Regions from separate parts of the Homo sapiens genome. Here region 2 is linked to region 1. The links are chromatin loops, found by intact Hi-C in ENCODE. Cell type or tissue: mammary epithelial cell. All regions are shown on one strand. Links, peaks and the distances in the headings refer to the core of each region. The heading gives the core; the rest is flanking DNA.

Evidence for each region. A loop is a pair of places that touch in the nucleus more often than their neighbours do. Peaks named below come from ENCODE experiments on the same cell type or tissue, not always from the same donor. Only the 100,000 strongest peaks of a DNase experiment are listed, where the experiment ranks them.
Region 2: it touches region 1 in a loop (3-fold over the local background); 2 of 110 quality-filtered maps call a loop at or near these places.

What each region holds. Positions count from the first base shown.
Region 1 is chr9:31,137,175-31,142,564 of GRCh38, forward strand. No RefSeq gene overlaps it. Among named protein-coding and RNA genes, the nearest start is that of LINC01243, 240 kb to the right of the region's middle. In mammary epithelial cell, for the core only: a CTCF peak has its summit at 3,337; DNase peaks (open chromatin) are centred at 827 and 3,397; H3K27ac peaks cover 873 bases.
Region 2 is chr9:31,270,410-31,275,799 of GRCh38, forward strand. No RefSeq gene overlaps it. Among named protein-coding and RNA genes, the nearest start is that of LINC01243, 110 kb to the right of the region's middle. RefSeq lists enhancers at 2,205-3,404, 4,404-5,337. In mammary epithelial cell, for the core only: no CTCF peak of the experiment used is centred there; a DNase peak (open chromatin) is centred at 2,682; H3K27ac peaks cover 1,171 bases.

The DNA.
Region 1 (5,390 bases), core at 231-5,230:
ATGAAAAGTCTAAGTACTAAAATAACTGAAAACAAACCTTTTATCAGGCCATGTTTACCAGACTTCGTGTTAGGGTTACAGGCCTGGAAATTTTGGCTTCGTCTATGCAGTATCACTCTCTTCTTATCTACATTCATGCGTCAGTGATGAGAAGTTTTTTTCTTTATGTCCACCCATGGGTTTTCTGTGGCCAGGCCTGACCACAGCTCACCACAACTTCATACTCAATTTCTCTGCCCCAGCACATAGTTAGGCAATGTGTCATTGCACAGTAGGAATCCAAATCAAATAACTCTGAACAAAGTCTCTTGTGTAGGTGGATTCTATACTTGCTTTTGAACGTTAAAAAAGAAAAGGAAAAATATTGCTGAATGTGCCTCCTACCATTTTCTATAGCACTGACCTTCACACCTGACCCAGATGGAAATAAAACATCCCTTACCTTTTTTTTAAATGCTTTAGAACACTATGTGACTAAAGAGGAAGTTTTGTGAGAATTATTTTTGCCACAGTCCTTACAGTTGAGAATGGCCCGAGTTTTATTTTGAAATCATCAGAGGATTTAATCATTAAATAATTGTTTACTATGGGACTTGGTTAACAGTAGGGATAACTGAATGAAATGGTTAAGCAAAGAGCATATCTACACGGTTAAAACAGGACTATTTTTTTCTTTCCTTTTTTTCTTTTTCAATTTTTTTTTTCTAACCTTGCTCTGTCACCCAGGTTGGAGTGGAGTAGCACAATCATACCTCAGTCTCTCCCAGGCTAGAGTGCAGTGGCATGATCAGTGGCTCACTGCAGCCTCAACCTCACAGGCTCAAGTGATCTTCTTGCCTCAGGCTCCCAAGTAGCTAGCACTACAGTCATACACCACCAAGCCTGGCTACTTTTGTGTGTGTGTGTGTGTGTGTGTAGAGACAGGGTCTCAGTATATTATGCAGGCTAATCTTGAACTTCTGGGCTTAAGCAATCCACCCACTTTGGCCTCCCAGACTGCTGGAATTACAGGTGTGGGCCACCATGGCTGGCTATTTTTTTCTTACATTTTTTAATGACCTTTCCACCACAAATGAAATTTACACATTATGTTTGATATTTATTTTATTTAAGATGTCAGAGGATTAATATCTTAACATTTAATTTGGAAATATTATATATATAATATGTACATATATATTTGCATACCAAAGTACAAAAAATAAATTGTCTTCAAGTGGACTGTATTATCGACTTTAAATTTGATCAACTTTAAATAAATTATGGTCCACAAGTACTATCACATGACAATTTTCTGATTAGCTGAATACATATAGGACAGACATTAAAGGCTGTTAAAAATGCTATCAACCAACTTTGAAAGAGATCACTTCGTAATGTGAATTTAAAGTTTAAAATTTTAAGATGAATAAAACAATATCACTCCTAAAATAAAATAAGAAAACTCAGAAATTTGTTATAAGAATATCAAAATATCTTACAGAAATTAGGAAGAGAACCAGAGACACTCGGTCCTACTTGAGGGTGGAGGGTGAGAGAAGGGTGAGGATCAAAAAACTACCTATCAGGTATTATGTTTATTACCTGAGTGGTGAAATAATCTGTACACCAGCCTCCCAAGACATGCAATTTATCTATATAACAAACTTGTGCATGTACCCCTGAACCTATAAAATAAACGTTTTAAAAAAAAAGAAATTAAGGGAAGGAATGCAGACAGCTGGGCATGAGATGTAACTCTGAGTCTAATAAGAATTTGCTTTCTGTCTCTTGATGCCTTTTCTACATGCCTACTTCATTCTTCTCTCTTCATTACATTCTTTGTTTTTCCAAGACCACATAGCCAAAGAAATTTGACAGTTTCTGAATTACACCAATTACAAAAACACAAACAAACTGAAAGATAATTGGTTTGAGTTAGGAATAGGTTCCTGCTATGTCTAATCCACTGTGTAAGTGGATTAGAGGGTGGAAGTACACTATTTTTAATAAAAGAAAAGATAAAAGAAGTTCTTAGAGAAGTTAAGGCAGGTAGTGGTTATTGAAAAGGCAAAACAAGGTATATACACCATTTTATTATCATGGAGCTTCTTTCATGATCCCTTGCCTTGCTGTTCCCTCTTTAGTACTGTCTTCTAGGCAATCCATGGTCCCCAACCAAAAGCCTATCTTCTATATTTTTAAACAAAAAATAACTAGATCTGAAAATATCCATTTGTTTGATCTTGTGTGTTTCTTCTTTAGAAATCGTATTTTATTCAGGCAAGGTGTCCATGAAGATATTAAAACTTCACTGGTACGCCTCCATAGTCTTGACTCAGTGATTCTCATAATGCAAAGAACAGAATTATCTTTTTAAATAAAGCATTGCAAACACCTCCTAGATTTCATGGCTTAAATACCTGCTTAGTGAGGTCATCATTCAGATACAATCAATTTCATTTCAAACACAAGACAACTCTTTTACCCTAAGCAAATGCTTATGTGCATTTACATAGTCCCTTCTGGTGGCTATCATGGCTGCCTTGAATATCTTCTTTAAGGAAAATCCAGAATGTTCCTTTCCTATGTGAAGCCCCTTCATATATTTGAGTATTTTTAAAACATGGAGGTAATTTGCTTTTCAGGTTTGTAAATTTAACTCATTCGATATGTCTGTAATATGTGGATGTTGCTTTGGTGGAGGAACTGGGGTGATGTCTGAATGAATGGGAAGGAAATTCTAAAGGGATGATCAATATAGAGTCAGAAGGAAATCAAGTTGAATACATTAAAGTGTGTCAAGACTCAACCTTCTTATGCTACATTAAACACATTTACACAAGTAAAAATAAGTATTTTAGAACTTCCATTAAGACTCCATGAAGAACTAATGGAATGTTAAGCTAAAAATATCAAGGCTATTAAATCAAATGCACATGACACGAAGCCTGTTTGAAATAGTTGATACTATCAACATACGTAAATTCACTAATGCTAATTATTAAGTGTGTTCTAGACACCACTATATCCCCCAAAACTTAACATGTCCTCTGGTAAATAATAGATATTTAATAAAAATGTGAATGAATAAATAAGCAAACACGAGGTATAAGATACTTCATATAAATGTGAAGACGGAGAATAGTGACTTTGAAGATTCAATCATTATATCTAGAGACTTACTTGTAATTATGATTTTAGAATGAGCCTATTGAAGTGTAGTTTTCTGAGCTTAGAAGCAGAAACAATATAACTTATTTGACAAAGCAAATACATTTTTTCAGTGATTTTTTGGGGCACACAAGAATGACACAAGGATCATTTTAAACTAAGATATCAGTAACTACCTTTTGGCTCCCCCTAGGGTATGAACTAGAAATATAAAGTTACTTGGAGTACTTGTGCTGGGGAGAGACAAAATGTAGTAGTTGAGTCATGAATGAGTTAATTAAAGCCTGGGCCTCTACGATGAGCAAGAGTATGTAATGCTATTATAAAGGAAGTAATGTGCATGATGGTTTGAAATTTTCAACAATAAGGGATTTTTCAATGTGACTCTATTGGAAAGTTACTTATTCTCTCAACCATAGTAGCAATGGAGGGTGAAGATTCAGAGACAAAAAAAGCAGCTTTATAAGAAGCATAGAAAACGGAGTAGTGAGAAAGGCAGTGAAGTAATTCAAATCCCTGCACTCATTTAATTTTCAGTTCTTTTTATTATAATTATTATTTTAATTGACACATAATACCTGCATATGTTTATAGGGTACAGTGTGATAGTTCATGTATGCCACACGTAATGTCCAAATCCAAGTAATAAGCATATCTGTCACCACAAACATTTTTCTTAGTGTTGAGAACATTCAAAATCTTCTCTTCTAGCTATTTTTATTTCTAATTCTAACCAAAATTTTAAAAATAGTCCTTAACATAACTAAACAACTGAATCACTCTTAGAGTTTGAGGACCTGTTTATGTATTGTTTGCTAAATTCATTTATGTTTCTTCATTTAATCTTCATAACTACTCTGCTTGCCAGTTATTTATATCTACAGCAGCATAATTCAATTATGTTTTAACTCATACTCCTTTTTCCATTACTAAATACTGATTGAGAGCTTTGAAACCAGACCTCCTTCTTGAGAAATAGTCTTTTTTTCAGAATGTGTTGTTGGGATTTACAGTTGTCTTGACAAGGTACGGACCTCCATAAGGATAACTATAATTTCACAAATAGTTCTCTAATGGGTTATTAGGCACTTTCTAAGCTCATTTAGTCAAAAACTGTGTTTGTTGCTGTATTTGTGTTAGAAATAAATTTAATTACAGTTCAAAGAGTTTGTACAAAAAAGAAGAAAGCAAATTAAATGCCAGTTTAATTTTCATGGCCTCTAAGTTAGCTGGCTTTTTTTAAAAAATAATTTTGGTATGGTAGCTACGCAATATTCACAACTATTCTTACTAGGGCTCTTTATTGTCCTTTAATTTCTGTAGGACTTAAATTTTAATAAGACAAATATAAAAAATTATCTGTATTTTTTCTGTGGAAGATATAAATAATTTAAAACTTGCACGAGATTCAGGAAAATTTATGGAGATAGTAATGTGCATTAATTAATTGAATTGTAAGCTCTTAAGCTGCCTTTTCTCTTCTAAACTGCTCACTTTCATTGGTACTTCATTTGAAAATTGGTGCACATTCTAGTTCATATGAATTTGCTCATTTTCATTGGGACTTCATTTGAAAATTGACTATATTCAAGGTCCAAACTCTAGTTCATATGCATTTGGTTAAATCCATCAGCAAATTCTATTTTCTTGGTCACAGTGAAATGTGACTGTAGCCAGTTCAATCAGACTGAACATCAGAACTTTGTGTAGGAGTTCTAAGATCTACACGCAAATTCTTTTTTTTTTTTTTTTTTTGAGATGAAGTCCTGCTCTTGTCCCCCAGGCTGGAGTGCAATGACACGATCTTGGCTCACTGCAACCTCCGCCTCCCGGGTTCAACTGATTCTCCTGCCTCAGTCTCCCGAGTAGCTGGGATTACAGGCGCCTGCCACCATGCCTGGCTAATTTTTGTATTTTTAGTAGAGACGAGGTTTCACCATGTTGGCCAGGCTGGTCTCGAACTCCTGACCTCAGGTGATCTGCCTGCCTCCACCTCTCAAAGTGCTGGGATTACAGGCATGAGCCACCAAGCCTGGCCTCACACGAATTCTTTATTTACATGAACCATTACTTGCAAGCAAAGGCATTTAAACTGATTCAGAATTTGATAAACAAAGGGAAATAAAGATTGACAATAAGAGATCTTGAAATTTGAATAAAGTAAACTAAGGGGGTAGAACAAAGGGTAGTAAGGATTTTCCACACTCCCCAACTCCCAACGCTACCCTATACCCTTG
Region 2 (5,390 bases), core at 60-5,059, 130 kb after region 1:
AAGAGAACATGGATCTAACTGGCTTTATCAGCAGGCTAAATCCTGAGTTATGTTTTGATTAGACTATCTTTGTGTTTGGGATCAAGATAGTGAATTTGAGTCTTAAAAGCTGTGTGAATAAATTGTTGCCTTGTCATTTCACACTATTGAACAATACAAAGAAATAGAAACTGTTCATATGTCTTTTGGTGAACGAAATAAAAATCACATGGGACAATGGAGATAAAAAGGGTTTCTCTCACAGGTTTTTCTGTAACCTGTTTCAGACCATTGATACCCATCGTGATTTTCATCTCTATGTTCCTTTTGTATGTAACATCAATGTGTCACTTCTCTCCTCAAGAAATATCTATGCATCCTAAAAATCAAAACATATTCTACGAATGATTTTTCCTGTTTTGCTATTAAGTTGTTTAATATATTGCATTGAATATAATTCAAAAAATGAGTTTTACAAAGTAAATACAGACAAGCTCCAATCATGTTTTATTTTTCATTTTTTGGTCACATTTCTATCTATATGTGCTACCATTCTCATTTCCTTCCCCCAAAGCACACTAAGATTTTTTGTTGTTATTTACTTCAGAGTAGTAACATTATGTATTTGGAGATGGATATAGAAGAATAAAACACCAGAGAAAATTTTAAAATTTTATTTTGCTTGGAATTGGTATTTGCCCAGTATAACAACTCAACATATTAATACAGAGGCTAGGGTTTGAAGGTATTCCCCAAACAGCATGTGTTGGAAACCTAATTTCCAACGCAGTAGTGTTGAGAGGCGGGATCTATAAAGAGGTGCCTGGGTAATGGGGGGGTTGCCCTTTGAATAAATTAATGTCATTGTCATGGGAATGGGTTTCTTATTCTGAGAGTGAGTAGCTTTTTATAAAGGCAAGGTTGGCCTCCTCTTGCTTTTTCTCACGTGTGTTCTCTTATCCTTCCACCTTCCATTATGGGATAATGCAGCAAGAAGGCCTTCACAAGACACAGTTTCTCAATTTTGGACTTCCCAGTCTCCAAAATTATAAGCCAAATAATTTTATTTTCCTTAGAAATTATCCAGCTTGCAGTATTCTGTTATCAAAGCATAAAATGGACCAAAACAGAAAAATGGTACCAAGAAATTTGGTCATTGCTATAACAAATACCTGAAAATGTGGAAGCAGCTTTAGAACTGGGTACTGAGTAGGGGCTGGAAGAATTTAGAGGAGCAGGCTAGAAAAAGCTTAGATTGTAATGCATGGGGCATTAAGGATGACTGGTGAGGGCACAGAAGAAGAAACGGAATGTAAAGAAAGTCAGAAATTGCTTAGGGATTATTTGAGTAGTTGTGATCAGAATGTTGGTAGAAATATAAACAATAAATGTCATTCCGATGATGTCTTAGATGGAAATAAAGATAAAGATTTTGTAAAGTGAAATAAAGACCATGCTAGTTACATAGTTGCAGCGAACTTGGCAGAATTGTGTCCATGTCTTAGGGCTTTGTGAAAGCCAGAAGGTAAGAATGATGAATTAGGATACCTGGCAGAAGAAATATCTAAGAACCAAAGTATTCGAGGTTCCACATAACTTCTTTTGACAGCTTACAGTAAAATGAGAAAACAGATAGATGATTTGCAGACAGAATTTGTAATTAAAAGGGAAATAGAATCAAAACCCTTGAAAAACTCTCAGCCTGGTCATGTAAAGAATAAAAAGCCTCAGGAAATCGAGACCATCCTAGCTAACACGGTGAAACCCCGTCTCTACTAAAAATACAAAAATTAGCCCGGCATAGTGGCGGGCGCCTGTAGTCCCAGCTACTCGGGAGGCTGAGGCAGGAGAATGGCGTGAACCCGGGAGGCGGAGCTTGCAGTGAGCCGAGATTGCACCACTGCACTCCAGCCTGGGCGACAGAGTGAGACTCTGTCTCAAAGAAAAAAAAAAAAAAAAAAGAATAAAAAGTCATGATCAGGAAAGAATAGTAAGGGTGTGGCCAATGAACTGCTAAGGAGATTAAAATGGATAAAAGATAGCTTGGTCCTATTCATTAAAACAAAGAAAGAATAACCGTGAAGTCATTTCAGTAAATCTAGAACATTGAGGGCAAGGTTTCCAGAGAGGTGTCCACAGGAACTTAGAATTTGCTGCCCTGCACTGCCTTAGGACTCTGCTCCTAGAATTCTGGTGCAGTACTCCTTGGTCACTCAAGCTATGGTCTAGAGGTCTCAAACCACTACTCCAGAAGGTGTGGCTTGGACTACTGGTCTAGCAGGTACAATCTGTAAACCTTAGCAGTGTCATAATGGTGCTAATTCTGCAAGTACACAGAATGCAAGAGCTGTGGGCTAATGGTCGTCTCCACCTAGATTTCAAAGAATGTTTTTGAAGCCTTGGGGCCCAGGTGAGACTTGTCTCAGGGTTGAAGCCATCATAGAGATGCCTCACTAAAGTAATGCCCCACAGGATCACAAGAGCAAGATGTTAGATATGAGTCCTAAATTTCTTTTCAAAGAATCAGTATGTTCAATTCTTTGCCTTCTACTTTTAAATTTAACTTCCTCATAAAGCAACCTTTTTTGATTACCTGCTCCACCCTGACTCATTTCAATCACCAGCTCCACCCTGACTCATTCCAATCACCTGCTCCACCCTGACTCATTCCAATCATCTGCTCCACCCTGACTCATTCCAATCACCTGCTCCACCCTGACTCATTCCAATTACCTGCTCTATCATAACCACTCACCCTGTCACTCTCTTTAAATTAGCCAGTGGGAATCAGTTTAACCTGTGCGGTCTAACCCTAGCCAATAGGGGAACGACACAGCAGCAAGGGCCACATGTATCAAGGATAAGAACCCCTTCTCCCTTGTCCAAGTGTGTGCTCACCATTGCTCCATCTGTAAGGGGGCACCCTTCTATAGAAGTAACTTGCCTTGCTGAGGACTAAAAAGAAAATTTTATATTCGAGTGCTATTTCTTTTGTGGCACCAAAACTTTATTTATGACAATTACCACTGCAGAGTCCTCACAGCTAATACCTAGCAGGGCCATGGGAGTGGGGGATCCCCTGGCACCCCCAAACTGTAGGATCTCCAGCATACAACTCTAGCCTGGAAGAGCTGCAAACATAAGACTCCAGCCGTCCAGAGCTACTGGATAGACTGAGCCCAATGAAACCATAAGGGCAGGGCTGCCTGAAGCCTTAGTGGTCCAACCCCCACCCCAGTGTTCATGGAACCTGGAATATGGAGCCAAAGGAAATTATTCTCCAGCTTTAAACACTTACTATTGTTTTTCCTCTTGGATTTTGGACTTCCTTGGGAACAGCCACCCTTTTCTTCTTTCCTATTTCTCTCTTTTGTGATGTGATTGTCTTTCCTATGCCTGTTCCATCATTGTATTTTAGAAGTAATTTGTTTACTTTCGCAGGCATACAGCTGAAGAGAAATTTGCCGCAGATGAATTATGCCTTGTGTCTCACGTAAACATGATTTAGATGAGAATTTGAAATTTAGACTTTTGAGTTGGTGCTGGGACAAGTTAAGATTTGGGGGCTGTTGGGATGGAATAATAATTTTTTCACGAAAAAATATACATTAATACATCTATTTGGGGATGGAATGCTATAAGGTGTCTCCCGAAAGTTAAGTGTTGGCAACTTTATTCCCAATGCAACAGTTTTGAAAAGTGGGATCTTTAAGAGGTGATTAGGTCATGAGGGCTCTTCACTTATAAAAAAATTAATGTTGACATCTTGAGAGTGGGTTTATTACCGTGGAAGAGGGTTTGTTATCATGAGAGTGGATTTGTTATGAAGGCAAGTCTAGCCCCCTCTTTGTTTTGACTGCTCACATTCTCTTGCCTTTTACCTTCTGCCATGGGATGATGCAGCAAGAAGGTACTCACTAGATGTAACCCCTCAACCTTGGACTTTCTAGTTCCAGAACCATGAGTCAAATGGATTTATTTCCATTATAAATTAGCCAATATGTTGTATTCTGATACGGTAGCATTAAAAAGAATAAAACAACAGAAAATATTGTTTCTAGTTTAAAATGCTTTCCAATGACATTCCTTGAAGTCACGGGATTTTGTCATGGGAACTTAAAAGTTATCTCTATTGACACCAATGCAGATAAGATTTCAAAGAACTCCTTTCAAGTAGAAATTAAATCAATTGGAAGAACCTTATCTTTCAGTATGTTAAGATGTTTCAAAAGCCTTATAAATAATAAATAGGATGTTAATTTAAAATTTAAAATAATAAGTTTTTGTACAAACACAAAAACTGAAAATCTTTCAGTTTAATTCTTCTTTGAGAGAACTCAACTCAATCACTCACTGTGAGATTACTAAGATTACTACTTTGACTAATGGTTATTAAGGCAAAGGGAGCTATGAATTAGAAATGCCACATATACTTCAGTTCCAATGAAGGATATTAGAGAGAGGAAACATAACATTAATAGTATTTGTGGACAAATTGAGTTCTGCCTTTTATTTATTTTACTCATTTTGTATATATTTTTCTAACTGCTCATGTACTCTGTTATGTATTGTTGTTTGTGCAAAAAATAATTTAAAAATGTATTAGAACAAAAGAAAAATGCAAAAATAGCCATAGAGATAAGTGTAAGACTATGAAAAGATATTATATTACTAATATCTCAAATAAGTTGAGGCCAAATATCTATATATTGAGGACAAAAATACAATACTAGTGGTAATAAACAACTAGCCTGATTATAAAATAGATGATAAAAAGTCATTAGCCTAACTTCAGTTTTCAGAGCCAGGAATTTGAGTGATTGAGATGTAAGTCTCAAATTTCAAGGTTTATTGAGCCAGCTTGAGGGCACACCCTTAAAAAACAAGAATCACAGGTGGATCTGTGGGTTGGTTTTTGTTTTGTTTTGTTTTGTTTGTTTGTTTTCCCAAAGAGGTTCTCAGGATGTTTAGGTATTGCACATTTTCCTTAAAAAGGTGGGGAGTGGGGGAACAGCAGTGAGAGGAATTATTACACACCTGTGAGATGTTAATCAGTGCCCAGTAAATCTACACTTTAAATAAGATAAAGTGAACATTTGAAGAAAAAGGGAAGAAACAGGTGTCTTAGAGAGGAGCAAAGGAATGATTAATCTCGTCTTTGTTAAGTACCTGAGAAGACAAACTAGCAATCCACATTATCAACATGATCAGTGTGGAGTCCTTTGAAAGTGCTGATTTCTTTTTAGCCCTTAGGGAAGAAAGCCTAATGACAGTAAGGGAGGAGGTGGAATGAGTGTCAGAACTATGAAAGCATGGCATTGAACTCATTCCAAAGTTTCTCTGGGATTCCTTGGCCAAGAGGGGATCTGTTCAGTTAGGTTAATGCTCAGAATTTTATTTTTATGTGTGGG